2 separate regions of the Homo sapiens genome follow, and region 2 is linked to region 1. The links are chromatin loops, found by intact Hi-C in ENCODE. Cell type or tissue: PC-9. All regions are shown on one strand. Links, peaks and the distances in the headings refer to the core of each region. The heading gives the core; the rest is flanking DNA.

Region 1 (8,341 bases), core at 111-8,110:
AATAGTATGCTATAAATCTGAACATTCTAAAGTCTATGCTGTCAACCACACTGCAGAGCCAAAATAGGGCTTCCTGACTCACTCGCTGTGAATGGTTACAAGTGTGCTGATACTTTGATGCCCTCTGCTTTCCAAGGGAACTCAGAGTTCAAGGTGGCCAAGCTCCCCAGCCTGGCTGCCTCCAGCCAAGAGCAGCCTCGTGTTTACCACTAGTGAGCCATTTAAATACTAAATAAATATAAAGCATTTTTTTCATTCCTTTTGACTGAAAAAGAAAGCAACCTCTGTAAACTCTCTTATAAAACCACTCAGACTTTTTTCTGTCTTGAGTTATATAAATGATTAAAAACCCTAGCCAATTTCAAACTAGTTTCTTCTCCCCCTTTTTCCCCAACTTCCTAAATCAAAGACTGTCAAAGTCAGCATATATCATGAGTCTCCTGTATTAAGTAGATTACTTTTTTTTTCTGCCCTGCTTAACTATAATCACAGGTAGCATGAGAATTACAAGGAATTTCATCACTGAATTTCCTTTTCAAAAATTTACTTAAATCAAGAATTTGTGGTTACCAAGAGTGACAGTAGGAAGTGGGGTAATCCATGCTGTCTATACAAGTAGGGCATATTATTAATGCGCTTTGTTCCAAATTGTGAAAACAGGCCAGCTGGTGAAGACCCAACAACAAACTAAGGCCCAGGTGGGTCAAATTCCAAACTTGAGACATGGCTAAGACATCGATTTTTCTTGGTTCAGTTGTATATTCTCAAGGAGCTCTCATATTATACCTTTTTAAAAAGTGTATGCCTTAAAAAGGATTAAAATGGCAAACTTTGTTATGTATATTTTACCACAATTTTTAAAAAGGTATATGAGACAAGAAGCTTTACTTCTGACCTGCCTATTCCCAGATGCATAGAATATCATAGACTATCAATGTGAGAACCTTAGAGATTGCCTAGACATTTTGATTATTAAGCACTGGATATTTACTCATTTATACCTCAACTTATTTCAGGAAGTTCAAGGCAACTTAAAAGCTATATAAAATATAGTGAGACAGGCCGGGCACGGTGGCTCACGCCTGTAATCCCAGCAGAATTTTATTTTGGGAGGGCTGAGGTGGGGGGAATCACTTGAGGCCAGGAGTTCGAGACCAGCCTGGCCAACATGGTGAAACCCTGTCTCTACTAAAAATACAAAAATTAGCCGGGCATGGTGGCACATGCTTGTAATCCCAGCTACTTGGGAAGTTGAGGCAGGAGAATCACTTGAACCTGGGAGGTAGAGGTTGCAGTGAGCCGAGAACATGCCACTGCACTCCAGCCTGGGCGACAGAGCAAGACTCTGTCTCAAAAAAAAAAAAAAATATATATATATATATGTGTGTGTGTGTGTGTGTGTGTGTGTGTATAGTGTGTATATATATGTGTGTATATGTGTGTGTGTGTACATATGTGTGTGTATATATGTATATATAGTGAGGCAATATAAAATAGAAGTAGTAGGTAAGAACTTTATAATTATTTTGATACTTTCAAAAATTACCATTTTTAAAAGATAATTTTCAAAGTAGGATAGAATCACAACATAAATTCATATGTAAAAATTAAACTGTATATTAATGGGGAAACTGGTACAGAGATTGTAAGCAGTTTAAGGGAGAAGTTGAAAAACAGACATATTTACAGATCAGGAATATTGAAATGACTGTTCAGATGGAAGTAAAACTGTCCTCTTCCTCTGTGGAAGAAGGAAGCCAGTTGAACCTCTACTATACAGGACAGAATTTGCTTGTCCATAGATAAGAAGTATTCTGCGTTGCTACCAATACCAATAATCTACAATGTACAGAGTTACAAAATGGCTTCCACATACTCGAAATCAGATAACCCTCAGAGGGGTGTCCTATAGAGCCTAGACAATGCACAGTTTCCAAAGGGAAGAACAAATATTTCCCTGTATATTAAACATGCCAAGAATAAAGCTAATATAAAACTACATACCAGGTTAGAATAGGATATAATTATATTTTCACAAACACAAATCCAAACTACTGCAAATCTAGAAATTTACTCGCTCTTTTCTTCATGCTTTATTTGTATCAGAATCCAACTGGAAAATTGATTTGCAAGTCTAACCCATGAACTTTATTCGTCTTCTTTTCGTTTTGAGATAGGGTCTCACTTCCATTTCCCAGGCTGGAGTGCAGTGGTGCAATCTTGGCTCACAGTAGCCTCGACCTCCTGGGCTCAAGTGATCCTCCTGCCTCAGCCTCCCAAGTAGCTGGGACAACAGGTGCACACCACCATGCCCACCTAATTTTTTTGTATTTTTTGTAGAGATGGGATTTTGCCATGTTGCCCAGGCTGGTCTTGAACTCCTGGGCTCAAGCAATCTGCCTGCCTTAGCCTTCCAAAGTGCTGGGATTACAGGTATGAGCGACCATGCCCAGCCTATTTATCTTCTAATCCCTGTAATATTCTCATATGTATGAAAATGTTTTATTATATTATTTTGGATAATACTTCAAGAAAGAAACTTTTTTTTCAGCTGTGTGAGCTTCCTCCTCTATTATTTTGGATGTTTTCATCTATTTGTATGGTTTATTCTTTTCATTTTTTAAAATAAAGACTGAGAATATGATGTGCCTGACACTAATGGGATTGGATTAGTTGTCACATCTGGGGAATTGCAGATTTTTGAGAACCCTCTGTAGCATCAAGCTATTGTCAGAAAAGGTGAAATTTAGAGGTACCTTTAAAATTGACTGCGGCACCTCTTTTTTTTTTTTTTTTTTGAGACAGAGTCCTCACTCTGTCACCCAGGCTGTAGTGCAATGGTGCGACCTTGGCTCACTGCAACCTCCACCTCCCGGGTTCAAGCAGTTCTCCTGCCTCAGCCTCCTGAGTAGCTGGGATTACAGGCGCCCACGACCACACCCGGCTAATTTTTGTATTTTTAGTAGAGTCGGGATTTCGCCATGTTGGCCAGGCTGGTCTTGAACTCTTGACCTCAGGTTATCCACCCGCCTCGGCCTCCCAAGGTGCTGGGATTACAGGCGTGAGCCACCGCCCCCGGCCTCGACTGTGGCACCTCTTTATGGGTCTTGGGAGCGGCTATAAATTAAGAGCCAGCCAAAATCATTGGAACTGAACGTCTGCTACTGCCCATTGTTCAAAGCCATAAGGTGAGACCCTGTTGGCCAGAGTTCATTCTGACCTCCGTCTGAGTTCGTATAGCAAAAGAAATGTGTGTAACAGCACAAATCGCTCCTCGGAAAATTCAGGTCAGGGGAGAACCCAACCCTCCAGATTACCAGAAGAGCAATTCAACTCTGAAGATGAATTCAGTTTATCCTTCTGACTCAATTTAAACCCTGGGCTCACATCCAGTCCACCAGGAAAATGGTTTTTTCCCCCTCTCTGGGGACCTCCCTCCTCAGATGACTCCAAGCACCATTAGGGATGTTTATTCAGTACAAAATGGGTGGGTCCTGGATACTACTCCTGAGGGGAGAAAAAAAAGAAAAAAGAGAACAAAAAAAACCTCAGGCTGTCAGGAATTCAATTCTTTTCAGCTACTGCTGATCACTGCCACTAGGTGTCGCTATTGAAAGCTAAGTTATCCACCCGACCCTTGTCCAATTCAATTCTTTTCCTGCTGTTTTCGATTTTTTTTTTTCTTTTTTCTTTTTTAAGACGGAGTCTCACTCTGTCACCCAGGCGGAAGTGCAGTGGTGCAATCTCGGCTCACTGCAACCCCTGCCTCCCAGGTTCAAACGATTCTCCTGCCTTAGTCTCCCAAGTAGCTGGGATTACAGGCGCCCGCCACTACGCCCGGCTAATTTTTGTATTTTTAGTAGAGACGGGGTTTCACCATGTTGGCCAGGCTGGTCTTGACCTCCTGGCATTAAATGATCCACCCGCCTCAGCCTCCCAAAGTACTGGGATTACAAGTGTGAGCCACTGCGACCGGCCCATTTTCTGTTTGTTTTTTGTTTAAGGGACGGATTGAAGAAAGTAAACAATTAAATCTAAAATCCTGTCGCTAAATGTCACGATGTAATAAGGTAATAATTTACAAGAGAAACTTGGACATTTGAGTACATGCTTTGCCTGTTGTGGCCACCTACCTGCTCTAATCTCGGACCCTTACCTATAATTTTGTATATCCCAGGTTTTCATGAAGCAGATGGGGAAGATTGGGAGCACCCATGCTGGGATCCAAGATATTTGACACACTGAGTTATTTGTTCTGAAATTTTCTTTGACTGTCTTGCATCATTCCTTTTTTCAATTCTACTGACTCCTTCCCATAGGCAAGCAAAACATGCTACAATATTTCCCACTTGCAAAAGGGTCTTCCTTTGACTCTGCATCACCTGCAGTTTCTGCCTAATTTCTCGGACTCTATTCACAGAAGAGTTCAAGCGTTGACTATTCTCACTGTCCCCACATCCTCTCCTCCCATTTGCTTTCCAATCAGGCTTTTATGTCCTTTGAAAAACACTTGTTACCAGATCCAATGTTCAGTTGATCACAATCCTCATCCATATTGGTTGTCATTGCCATGGTTGGCCACATATTCCTTCCTTCTGAAACACTCTCATCTGGCTGCACGCTGCTGACTTATTTGTAGCCTCCCTGGGCTCTCTTTCTTAGTCTTGGCTGCATCCTTCTCACCCTCATGATCTCTTGCAGTGGGCGCTCCAGGTCTGGGCCAATGTCTCTAGACAGGCCACGCCCTAAGTGACCTCATCCAGCCCTGTGACTTTCTACCATCTATACACTGTGACTCCCAAATTAATGTCTCATCCCTGACCTCCCCCCCCATTCCAGCCTCCGCATTCAGCTGCCTGTTTGACATCTCTACGTGGTTGTCTAACAGGTGTCTTGAATTTACTATCAGCAATCTAACTCTTGCTTTTTCCCTCAAAACCTGTTCCTCCTTGAGTCTCACCCATTTCAGTAAATAGTGTTCCTAATTCACCCAGTTGCTCAGACCAAACACTGTGGAGCCATCTCAGACTCCTCTCAGACTCCATCCCCAAATCCAATCCAACAGCAACTCCCATTGGCTCCAGCTTCAAAATGCGTTTTTGGTTGTTATTGTTGTTTGAGACGGAGTCTCATTCTGTCACCCAGGCTGGAGTGCAGTGGTGTTATCGCGGCTCACTGCAACCTCTGCCTCCCGGGTTCAAGGGATTCTCCTGCCTCAGTCTCCTGAGTAGCTGGGATTACAAGAACACACCACCACGCCCAGCTAATTTTTGTTTTGTTTTGTTTTGTTTTGTCTTGAGTGGTTCGGTTTCTTAATTATTTTAAGCAGTTGTTTTTTGTATTAAAATACTGCAACTCATATCTTTGGCAAAGTTTCCACTTTCTTATCAGAGACAAAAGCCAGAATAATACAAAAAGTGTTCCTTTCCCCAGTTCCTCAAGCATCACGTCCAACAATTTGGCAGCTGGAAGCTGTTTTTGACAGTTGTGACTTGTATTTGGTGATATAAACAAGATTATAGAGGCACTAAATCATAAATATAGTTTCTTTTTTTTTGGTCATTACTATCATTTTACAAAATATTTAACTTCTATTTTGAACATTAAAATGTCGTCCAGCTTTTTAAAGCTACAATTAACCACCACATTTTTTACAGGACCAAAAAGTTTGTGCTTTAAAAAATGATCATTTAGAATCAATTAATTAGAATTAGGAATGCTTAATGCCTACCTTAAGTGGATACCTAATTGATTGCCCCCCCAAAAATTGTAGTCTCTTTAATGATGTTCAAGTTGCAACATTGAAGCTGCTTTGGTGGTGCTATCTAAATGATAATGTGTTTGCAAATGCCAAATGAAAACTCTTTGTTGGCAGATTGAGCTGTGTGCTGAATTAAACACAAATCAGTTTAGGCATCTTCACTTATCTTATGTCATTGGAAATTATACATAATGTAAACAGTAGAACCCGATTCGCTGATTTTTTTTCCTTAGTTTAATACAAGTGTGCCTCACTTTAAGCAAAATATACAAAATGATTTCTGAAACAGGAGTTTCCTTACTTTTTCAGTTAAAAATATTTGCTTACAGAATTTCTTTAAATAACAAGGCTTCTTTGGCCTGTTTGGAGTATTCAGATTACAGAAATTCATTTCACACACAACTTCTTTGAAATACCTACATTGCATAAAATGAGGCACACAGATACATGTGCCCATTCCATCAAGATTACCTCATTATTTTGTGGTTATTTTATATTTTTCATTTTGTCACTATTAACACTTTAGTATGCCAGGTTCATTCGCTCCCTATTTTAGTTGAGATGAGCTAGTGTTTCTAAGGAGTGTTTCATAATCTCTTGTCCCAAACTAGGTTGGTTTGGGAATCCAGTGAGAGTGACTGAAAACTGAAATTCAAGTCCTGAACATCCTTCCAGAACACAGCCTATCACCTGTGGAGATAACACACAAACTATCTCAGAGGACCCCCACCTGTGGCAGTGAAAATCATGTGAGAGTAATAGTTCAAAAGAAAAAAGTGCTGGGCACCGTGGCTCATGCCTGTAATCTCAGCACTTTGGGAGGCTGAGGTGGGAGGATCACTTGAGCCCAGGTGTTTGAGACCAGTCTGGGCAACATAGGGAGACCCCGTCTCTACAGAAAAATTGGCCAGGCATGGTGGCTCATGCCTGTAATCCCAGCACTTTGGGAGGCTGAAGTGGACAGATCAGCTGAGGTCAGAGTTTCGAGACCAGCCTGGCCAACATGGCAAAACCCCATCTCTACTAAAAAAAGCAAAAATCAGCCAGTTGTGGTGGCACACACCTGTAATCCCAGCTACTCGGGAGGCCGAGTCAGGGGAGAATTGCTTGAACCTGGGAGACTGAGGTTGCAGTGAGCTGAGATCATGCCACTGCACTCCAGCCTGGGAGACAGAGCAAGGATCCATCAAAAACACAAAAACAAAAACCTGGGCCTGGTGGCGCATGCCTGTATTCCCTGCTACTCGGGAGGCTGAGGTGGGAGGATCACGTGAGCCTGGGAGGTCTAGGCTGCAGGGGGCTGTGATCCTGCCCCTGCTCTGCAGCCTGGGCTATACAGCAAGACAAAAGAAAAAAGTTAGTGGTAACAGGATAAACTGCACAACCATATATTATTCCTTCACATTCATGAAGCAGGTCAATCTGAAGCTTGAGGATGACTTCCATTCCTCTAGGTGAATCTATCAAGAAATGCCTTGGTAGAACTAAGAGTGCCAATGGTATCAGCAAGGCCAGTCTGGTTCCCTGTGATTCATGGTAATTCTCAGTATGAATTTGACATGGTCTTCCTACACAGTGCCTATCAACACTTGCAGACACACTGTATAAGCATTTGTTACATTTACTTTTCCTTTTGTCATTAGGTCTTTTATTACAGAGGCCACTCTGCACTCCACAATCACACACTTATACAGCTCCGCCTTGCCAAGCAGTGTAGACCCTCACAGATTTTGGATAGCTATCCTTGCATCGTTCTCCACACCGTGTCCCCAGTGTTGAACTGAAGCAGCTCCTTCCACGTTCCCTGCCCGTTAATTAGCCAGGCCACTGTCCACATTGTCACAAACATTATATTAACAGAAAAACTGGCCCATGCCATATTCCATTATGAGCGATTATTTTTAATTCGATTAAATTCCAATGTTGATTGAGAGAACCTGGTAGAGATTGAATTGCTATATGTACTTTCTTAGTCTTCTTCTTCATATCATATTCTGACCATTTATCTTCTACACCTGGCTGACCTGCATGTTCCTTGTGGTGTAACTTCTACTTGGTGTTTGTGCTTAGCTTCGTTTTCCAATTTAAATTGTGAGATACATTTTTAAACCTATCTAAGAAATAGCCCTGATATTGAAATGGCTTCTGTGGAATCGGTTTGACAGATGTAAGTCTGTGATTCTTTGGCTTTGGTTTTTGTGCCTGTTACAGTTTTACACACATTCATTCAGAGGAAGACATTACCATCAATGTGTTGTTTCTTTTTTCAAATTCCAGTGTGTTTTTAAAGACCTATATTTCACTAAGCAGTGTACTTGTTGAAACTGATGCGAGTGACTTTGTTTCCACATGTGATAGAGCATCAGATACTGGAGTTTGCCAGGGATAGAATGGTTGGATTCAGGAATGTTTAGCTGACTCATTGCAGGAAGTTATCCTGTAATCCCAGCTACTCAGGAGGCTAAGGTGAGAGGATCACTTGAGCACAGGAGGCTACAGTGAGCTATGATCATACCACTCCACTCCAGCCTGGATGACAGAGCGAGACCTGCTAATGAAAGATTTATGTTCCAAAAGCCA
Region 2 (8,341 bases), core at 155-8,154, 97 kb after region 1:
TCTTGTCTCAGTGTCTCTCACATTGGTCCTTTCCTGGAGGCCCTGCAGCATCTTAGTTCAGGGTCTTAGGGACTTATGCACTCTGTCCTAACATTGTCTACAGGTGGGTTTTCCTACCTCTGTCTCTGTTTTTTCCATGGTCAGGTAAATTATTTAAGCACTGTCATTATGTTGTTAAAAATTCTTGGGTGGCTTACATAGTGAATAATAACATTAATAACAGTAGTAATAGGTGCTGAACTTGTATGTGCCGGGTGCTGTCAGAAGTTCCTGTACATGCATTATTGCATTTAATCCTCAGGGCAATATCAAAGCAGGCATTGTTATTATATCTCCAGTCTCCAGATGAGGCTAGGAAAAGTTAAGTTCACAACTGCTTTGCAACTAACATATGGTGGATCTCAGACTCAATCCCCAAGTTATTTTCTCTACTTATTTGCATATAGATTCCTTAGCCTAAAGTCACGATCCAGCAGACTGGGCTCAGCTTTGGCCTCATCCTATCATTCCCCACCCCTGTGAGCTGGTAGTCTGAGTTTTATTAATCAACAAAGCGTTTTGCCTTTGTCCATGCACTCCTGTTGCCTAGAAAGCTCTCTGTTCTCTCCGTGTGAAAACCTAAGTCTTTCAAAGCTGAACTCATAAACTGCTTTTGTCAGCATAATCTCTCTAAACCCAATTTCCCAGATCATTTGTTTTTTTAAAATATGAGAAACTTCCCAGTTCAGTTTCTGATCACAAACTCTGTTGCTGATGTCCTTCCTTCCTTCAGCACTTCTTACCTTTTATCTTCCCCTATTCCTCTCACCCTGTTGCCTCCTGTGCTAGTAATGTATTCAAACTTATTGCCTCCCTTACTAGATTTTAAATGCCTTGAAGGCAGGGTGAGTGTGTATTCCTTAGGTTTCTATTCCTCACATCACTAAACATGGTGTCCTATCTATAGTAACTGCTCAATTGAAAAAAGTATTAATTATATTTGCTTAAATTTTGTTAGAGTATTCTGTGAAAAGTTAATTGGAATGTGACATTTTGTTTTCTAGTTTTCTGATTTGTTTTGATCCACAGTATTTTATCATTTTATGATGAAACAACGAATATGCCATCATCATTTTATGATGAAGCAATAGAATATGCCATCATCATTTTATGTCGAAGTAACAGAATTCCTTGTTAAGTCCATGAAAAGCACCTGTTCTGGTTGCTCTCATCTTTGGACCAAGGAGATATTGCAAGGAGATCTCAAATTCACACATGTAGTAATCATTGTCTGTAGAATAAATATTTTGCCTATGTTATGTACTATTTTTTCATATCTACGGTAATGCTGTTACTAAAAATGTACTAAAATTGTTATGGAATTCAAATGGAATTTTTGTGAATATTTTATGGATCAATGAATATTTCACATTTTAAAGCAGATTTGAAAGACCCTTTCTGAATTGGCTCCTGCTTCCCTGTCTAGACTCATAGCTCACCACTCACCATTGAGACACAATTCACATATTATACAAGTCATCCGTTTAAAGGTACAAAATTTAATGGATTTTAGTATATTCAGAGTTGTGCAACCATCACCATAATTTTAAAACATTTATCACCCTCTAAAAAAGTTTGCACCCATTACCAGTCATTCCCCATACTGCCCGTCCATTCCCCTAATCCCCACCCACTAATTTACTTTATGCCTGTATGGATTTGCCTATTCTAGACATTTCATATAAGGGGAGTCATATAGTATGTGGCCTTTCGTGTCTGGCTTCTTTCACCTAGTATGTTGTTTTCAAGGTTAATTTCTGTTGTAGCATGTATCAGTACTTCATTCCTTTTTATTGCCTAGTAATACCCCATTGTATGTATATACCACGGTTTTATTTATCTATTTGCTAGCTGACGGGACTGGCATTTCTAAAAAAGTTTGATTCTAATGTGACCCTAATGTGTAGTCCAGAAGTTCCTTTGGGCCCTGTTCGCTGTTTTATCTTGGGGCTAGAACAGAACCTGGCACAAGATAGATGCGTAATAAACATTCAGATGACTGCAGCATTTTACTAAAAGTGTAACTCCTATTATGTTGCAGTCAGCAAAATGTGTTGTCGTTAAAAAGAGGTCCTCATAGTTGATGGTTTACCTACTGATTTGAACAAACGAACTGTTAAAAAGAGTCAAGGAACTTTGAACATGGCTGCAATGCTACAGTTTTTAGGATTTGCTTTGAAATAATCTGGGGGTGAGGAGGGAGTACAGAGGAAACAAGGCTGTCCGTGAGCTGACGATCGTTGAAACTGGGTGATGAATTCTCTATCTGTGCTGTCTGCCAGGCAGCCGTTGGTCGCATGTGGCTATTCAGCCTTTAAAATGTGGCTAGTCCTTACTGAGAAGCGCCGTAGGATAACACATACACTGAGTTTCAAAGATTTAGTATGAAAAATAATGTAAAAATACCTCAATTTTTAAACATCACGTGTTGAAATGATAATATTTTGAATATATTGTAATACTGTGTAATTAAAACTAACTTGTTTTCTTTTACTCTTTGTCTACTTAAGAAATTAAAATTACATCTATGGCTCCTATTACATTTCAGCTGGGCAGTGCAGTGCTATACTTTTGTACATGTTTGAAATTTTTCATCATAAAAAGTTTAGAAATATCAAAGTCATCTTTTTTAAAGTCTGGAGTATAATATTTTTTATAAAGGATTCCTCTGGTATGAAAGGATTGGGAAATATTGATTTTTTTCAAAGATGCTTCTTTGCAGAAGCTTGTGCAGGCAGGCTGTAGCCTTCCAATATCATTCCTGGGCTTATTTAAGCTATGTGAACATTTAAAAATTCTTTTATAATAATAAATGGAATAGCAGTGTGAAGAATTGCTTCTTTAGTTATTAATCTAAATGATTTTGTTTTGAAGTTGGTGATATATTTCCTTCATCTTGGAAAAATACAGAAGACTCACTGGTAATTTCCTTGTTCTTAGCCACATTGTTTGTACCCCTGAAATTGAATTTTCTCTGGACTTGGTTTATAACTGCCTCTACCTAAGTCTGTTGTTTGAGAGCCAGAATATGGTTGTTTCTAGATGCTCCAAGACCCCTTGAGTATGAGTGGAATATGATTCTTAGGGAATAATAATAATATTGTGTGGGTTTAAAGCCAAGAAGCAAATTTCTTTCATAAAAGTTTCTTTAGATGAAAATTATGTTGCTGTCTATATGTCTGTGTTTACTTATGAAAAAAATATCTGAGGTAATCAGCCCAGTTCTCTGAGTGGGTGTGGGCTGGATGAACAATCTTAGTGGAATTTTCATCTGTGATTTCTGAGATTGTGTGAGAGTAGATCTGAGTTAAAAAAATAGCTTAAATGTAAAGCAGAGCAGAATCAAATTGCAATGAGCAATCCAGTGTGGGATTGGCAGAGGATCTCTGACAGTTACTATAACTAAAGTTTGCTATTTTGTTTACCCTCTACAGTTAAAATACTAAAATCTTTATTTTTAGTATTGTGTGGGTCAGATACTTTCCTCAATGTAACATTTCTCCAAATATGTATTAAAATGTAGTACTTGTAAAGATTCCCACACTGGTTTCCTGTCTTGATATCAAATATTGTAATAGTTACAAGAACTTTAAAATTATAGTTTACATCTTATAAAACAAATATTTCTCCCTCCCCAAGTAATTTGTGGTGGACAGTCATCTGAAATGTTTAGAAGCTAAAGCTAATATATATATTTTAATCTACATATATGTATATATATGTGTGTGTATATTTATGTATGTATATATTTTTTAATCTCAGCAACTCTTATTAAATTTGAAGTAGATGCCTCCCTAGAATTAAAGCATGCGCTAAGATTTTTGCTCATACGTTTCACAAATATTTATTAAGCACATGCCATGTGCCAGACACCAGGCTGGGTGCAGGGGATGTGGCGATGAATTGAACAGATGTGGAACCTCCCTTCAAGGAGCTTACAGACTAGAAGGGGATATAGACATTAAAGAGTTGCAGAGAATTCATTAATTACAGTGGGGAGATGTGGCTCAAAGGGAATGAGTCTGGCTTTTAATTGGGACCCTGGAGAGAAAGGTTCCATTTTTCTGTAGGTTGTGATTCAGGTTGCTGAAGGAAGAGAAAAGAGAATGTGGCTGGGGAATCCTCAAAGGAGGATGAGATGAGCAGAGTCCTGCCCTTTTGTGTCTTTCTGCCATTGCTGGAGGCCATGTAGAACTGAGTGGGAGGAGGCCTTAACTCCTCTTTTGATTTGAGGTTTTGAATTTCTCTCTCTGATGCGACACACAGGTTTGTTTATTTGCTAATGGGAGTTGAATCCAAAGTTGAGTTTTTAACACCTTTATAGCAGAAACGCAATGATATCTAGCAACCTGTCCTCCAGCATAGCCCTGCATGTAGCTTAAAATAACTTGCTGGCTAGATTCTAGTGTAGCTTAGTTGTCTGGCATCTGAGGCAAAGTGGGTTAGGGGTATGTGAAGCCTAAAAGAATACAGGGAAGCCCACTTGGGTTTTTCTCAGGTGTAGGGCTGCTTCATGCAAATTCCTGGCATATATAGAATTAACTGAGGTTTCCTTCGGAGCTTGTTGGAGCTATTAGGGAATGGGAAACCATCCTTCCTTTGAAGGTGGAGGTAATTATGAATAACAGTGATAACAGTGGCAGCCAGTAGCTGTTGGGCGCTCTCCATGTGCCAGGCTAAGTGCTTTACTTACGCTACCTCGTTAGATCTTATCACTTAGGAAGTGGTTACTATCATTCCAGTTTATCACTGATAAAACAGAGGCTAGCGAGCAGTCACTTGCTGTTTGGTTTTTCCAACATCCCTTTACCCTTCCTGATTTCCATTTGAGAAGTCACTTCTTGCCTTTGGATATAGTCTGCTGGGACCAGAAGGAGGGGCCCCATTCCCCTCAGCTGTGGCCCTGTGAGCCAGGTCAGTCACATGCCTCTCTCTGGACTCTGGGTGTGGGAGGGTCATGGAGAGTCTGCTGCGAGATGTGTCATGGCCAGACCATCTGTGCATACAGCTTTGTTGTGGTGTAGCTTTCCATTCCACGGAGCTGTGCCCGGGCTTGCCTCTCCAGCCTCCTCTTAGTTCCTTGAACTGATTTGTTTTCTAATACATTTTCTTTGGCTTCATTTACCAAATTGTTTTCTGTTGCTTCCACCCAAAGAACCCTGGTTATCCAGGCTTAGAGAGGGCGAAGTAGTTTTCCTATGATCACGCACACAGCAAGTGGCAGAACTGGGGTACAGTCAGGTCTTTCGGCCTCTATTGCCAAGCCCTTGATTAGAGACCCCCTCTGTGTGCTGAACAGCACTGGACTGGCAGTCCGAGGATCAGAGGATGGATGTAGTTCCTGTGGTACCTGCCTCTGGGGCCTTGGGCCACTGCCTCTTTGAGCTGGACAGGGTAGACAGGATGAAATCTATACATAACTAGGTGACACCCAGTTTGAGAGGATTTTCTTGTCCATGAGACTTTTGGACACATTTTGCCCCGGTTTTCTAAAGGCTTTTACTTTGAGGTTTGAGGAACGGTCTGAAGCAGTGGTTTTCAAAGTGTGACTCCAGGAGATGTATCAGTGTCATCTAGGAACTTGTTAGCAGAACTTGGGTGGGGCCCAAACCCATGGAATTGGAAACTCTGGGGGTGGAGTCCAGAAAACTGGTTTTAACCCTTCAGGTGATTATGATGCACACTAACGTTTTAAGCCCCAGACATTTTCGTTTTATTAAAAACAATTTATTATGTACAAGGTGCTACCTAGAAGTAGGGAGCAGGCAAATGTTAATTAGCCACAGCCCCGACCTCAAAGAATATTCACTTCAGTTCGGGATATATATGTTTATAGCACTCCTCCTTCTCTCTACAATTGTGTTTTTTATATCTATCTATCTGTATCTATATCTCTATATATTGATCCATCTTTTCTCTACTTATATAAACAAGATATTAAAGTGCTATAGGAGCTCAGGAGGAGTGAGGGAGATGCTTTTGCAGAGAAGTTGAGTGTTTGAGACACATCTTGAAGGGCACATGGGATTGAGATAAAGAAAGGGATGAAGGGGCTGAGTGCGATGGCTCACGCCTATAATCCCAGCACTTTGAGAGACTGAGGCAGGCAGATCACCTGAGGTCAGGAGTTCGAGACCAGCCTGGCCGCGTGGTGAAACCAAGTCTCTACTAAAAATACAAAAATTAGCTGGGCATGATGGTGGGCACCTGTAATCTCAGCTACTCGGAGGCTGAGGCAGAAGAATCGCTTGAACCGGGGAGGTGGAGGTTGCAGTCAGCCAAGATGGTGCCACTGCACTCCCTAGACGACAAGAGCGAGACACCGTCTCAAAAAAAAAAAAAAAAAAAAAAAGAAAGGGACGAAGGGAAAGGTAGGAAGGACATTCTAGGCAGAAGTGGTAGGTTAGCTAGGATGAAACAAGGCATGACATTTTAAGAGTTGGTGGACTATCCGGTTTGATGAAGAGAAGGACTGTGTAATGGGAAAAGTAAATGGAGAGGTAGATTAGGGCCCAAGTGGTATAAGTCCTAAATCCCATAGTAACTCCAAAGACTATGCTGTAAACAGTGAACAAGGAGGTGACACGGTAAGAGCTATCTTAGCAGAAAGTGTTTTGGTGGTGACAGAGAAGGGCAGAGGCTGGGAGTATAGGCACAAAGTGATGAGACCTGAACTGGGATGGTCACAGTGAGAGGAGAAAAAAGACAAATAATATCAAAATACTGGAAAGTTAGAATGATAGCCCCTAGGAACTAGGGGTTGGGAGTAGGGTTGAGGGAGAAGGCAAAGATGATTCCACAAGGGATAATAAATGGTGTTGGTAAAATCAGGCAAAAAATAAAATAAATTCCACATGGATCAAAACTTTAAAACAAATAGAAATACAAAAAAATACAATACACTTTTAATAATAAGATGAAAAATCCTTTCTAGATAGGACACAAAATCCAGATGCTATAAAATAAAAGATTGATTTATTGATTACATATCATTTTTGCGGGGTCAATTTTTAAAAACTATGTCAAAAGGCAATCAACACATTTAGGAAAATAATTGCAATGCATATCACAAAGACCTACTTTTATCAATATATAAAGAACTCCAACAAATCAGTACGAGAAAGGCCAGTTACTGTAAAGGCAAAGAGTTTGAACACATAGTTCACGAAATGGCATACAGATGACTCATAAACATATGAAAACTTTAACTTCACTCATAAAAAGAGAAAATGCAAATGAAAACTTCATTGAGATGCTATTTTTCACCTATCGGGTTGGCAGACATCACAAAATGTGGTAACAGTGTTGGCAAAGTTTTGAAGAAACAGGTATTCATACATCGTGGATGGAAATGTAAATCGGTCCAAACTGTAGCGAGCCATTGGCAGTATCTGTCAAAATTGGAAATGCATGCACTCTTTGAATCAGCAATAACAGTCCTAAGAACTTTATCCTACAGATATGCAAAATTCACAAAATGATATATATGCAAAATTGTTTCTTGGAGTATTTGAATAAATACCAGATTGCAAGTAACTTAATTTTCATCAGTAAGTACTAATTAAAAATAATAGAGCCGTTAAAAATGAGGCAGCTCTACATTTTCTGATATGGAATGATATGTGAGATTTATTGTGAAGTTAAGAAAAAAGTGAAGTATAGAATATCCATATATAATATATATTTTATATGAAAGTATGCATATACACATGGACATATATTCATGCATATATGCACACATGGATAAAATTGGTGGGCTGAGGCTGGCGCCGTGGCTCACACCTGTAATCCTAGCACTTTGGGAGGCCGAGGTGGGCGAATCACCTGAGGTCAGGAGTTCAAGACTAGCCTGGCCAACATGGTGAAACCCTGTCTGTACTAAAAATAAAAAAATTAGCTGGGCGTGGTGGTGTGTGCCTGTAATCCCGGCTACGCAGGAGGTGGAGGCAGGAGAATCGCTGGAACCCGGGAGGCAGTGGCTGCAGTGAGCCAAGATCACGCCACTGCACTCCAGTCTGGGTGACAGAGGGAGACTCCGACTCAAAAAAAACAAAAAAACTGGTGTGCTGAAGCCAGTTTACACCGGCATGTGGGAACCAACTGTGCGTGACTTCCCAAGCCCTTGGCTGATTACTTCATGTTGGTAGTTTGAAGCCAGCCACAGTGGGAGTATTTACACCATGGAAATCAGGAAACATAACACATGAGGACATTTTTGTTTTTGTTTTTCCAGAGAGCTGGTTGATAAACATTTAATTGTACTCACTGTATATATAAAAATATAAAATATCTTTTGAAGATT

What was found. Hi-C counts contacts between places; a loop is a spot of excess contacts. Peaks named below come from ENCODE experiments on the same cell type or tissue, not always from the same donor. Only the 100,000 strongest peaks of a DNase experiment are listed, where the experiment ranks them.
Region 2: it touches region 1 in a loop (4-fold over the local background); 61 of 110 quality-filtered maps call a loop at or near these places.

What each region holds. Positions count from the first base shown.
Region 1 is chr7:25,065,417-25,073,757 of GRCh38, reverse strand. No RefSeq gene overlaps it. Among named protein-coding and RNA genes, the nearest start is that of CYCS, 56 kb to the left of the region's middle. In PC-9, for the core only: CTCF peaks have their summits at 3,391 and 3,592 (motif pointing right); a DNase peak (open chromatin) is centred at 3,587.
Region 2 is chr7:24,968,155-24,976,495 of GRCh38, reverse strand. The region is part of intron 1 of OSBPL3 (oxysterol binding protein like 3); the gene reads left to right. Among named protein-coding and RNA genes, the nearest start is that of OSBPL3, 7.9 kb to the left of the region's middle. RefSeq lists an enhancer at 4,485-5,140. In PC-9, for the core only: no CTCF peak of the experiment used is centred there; DNase peaks (open chromatin) are centred at 3,305 and 5,015; H3K27ac peaks cover 1,680 bases.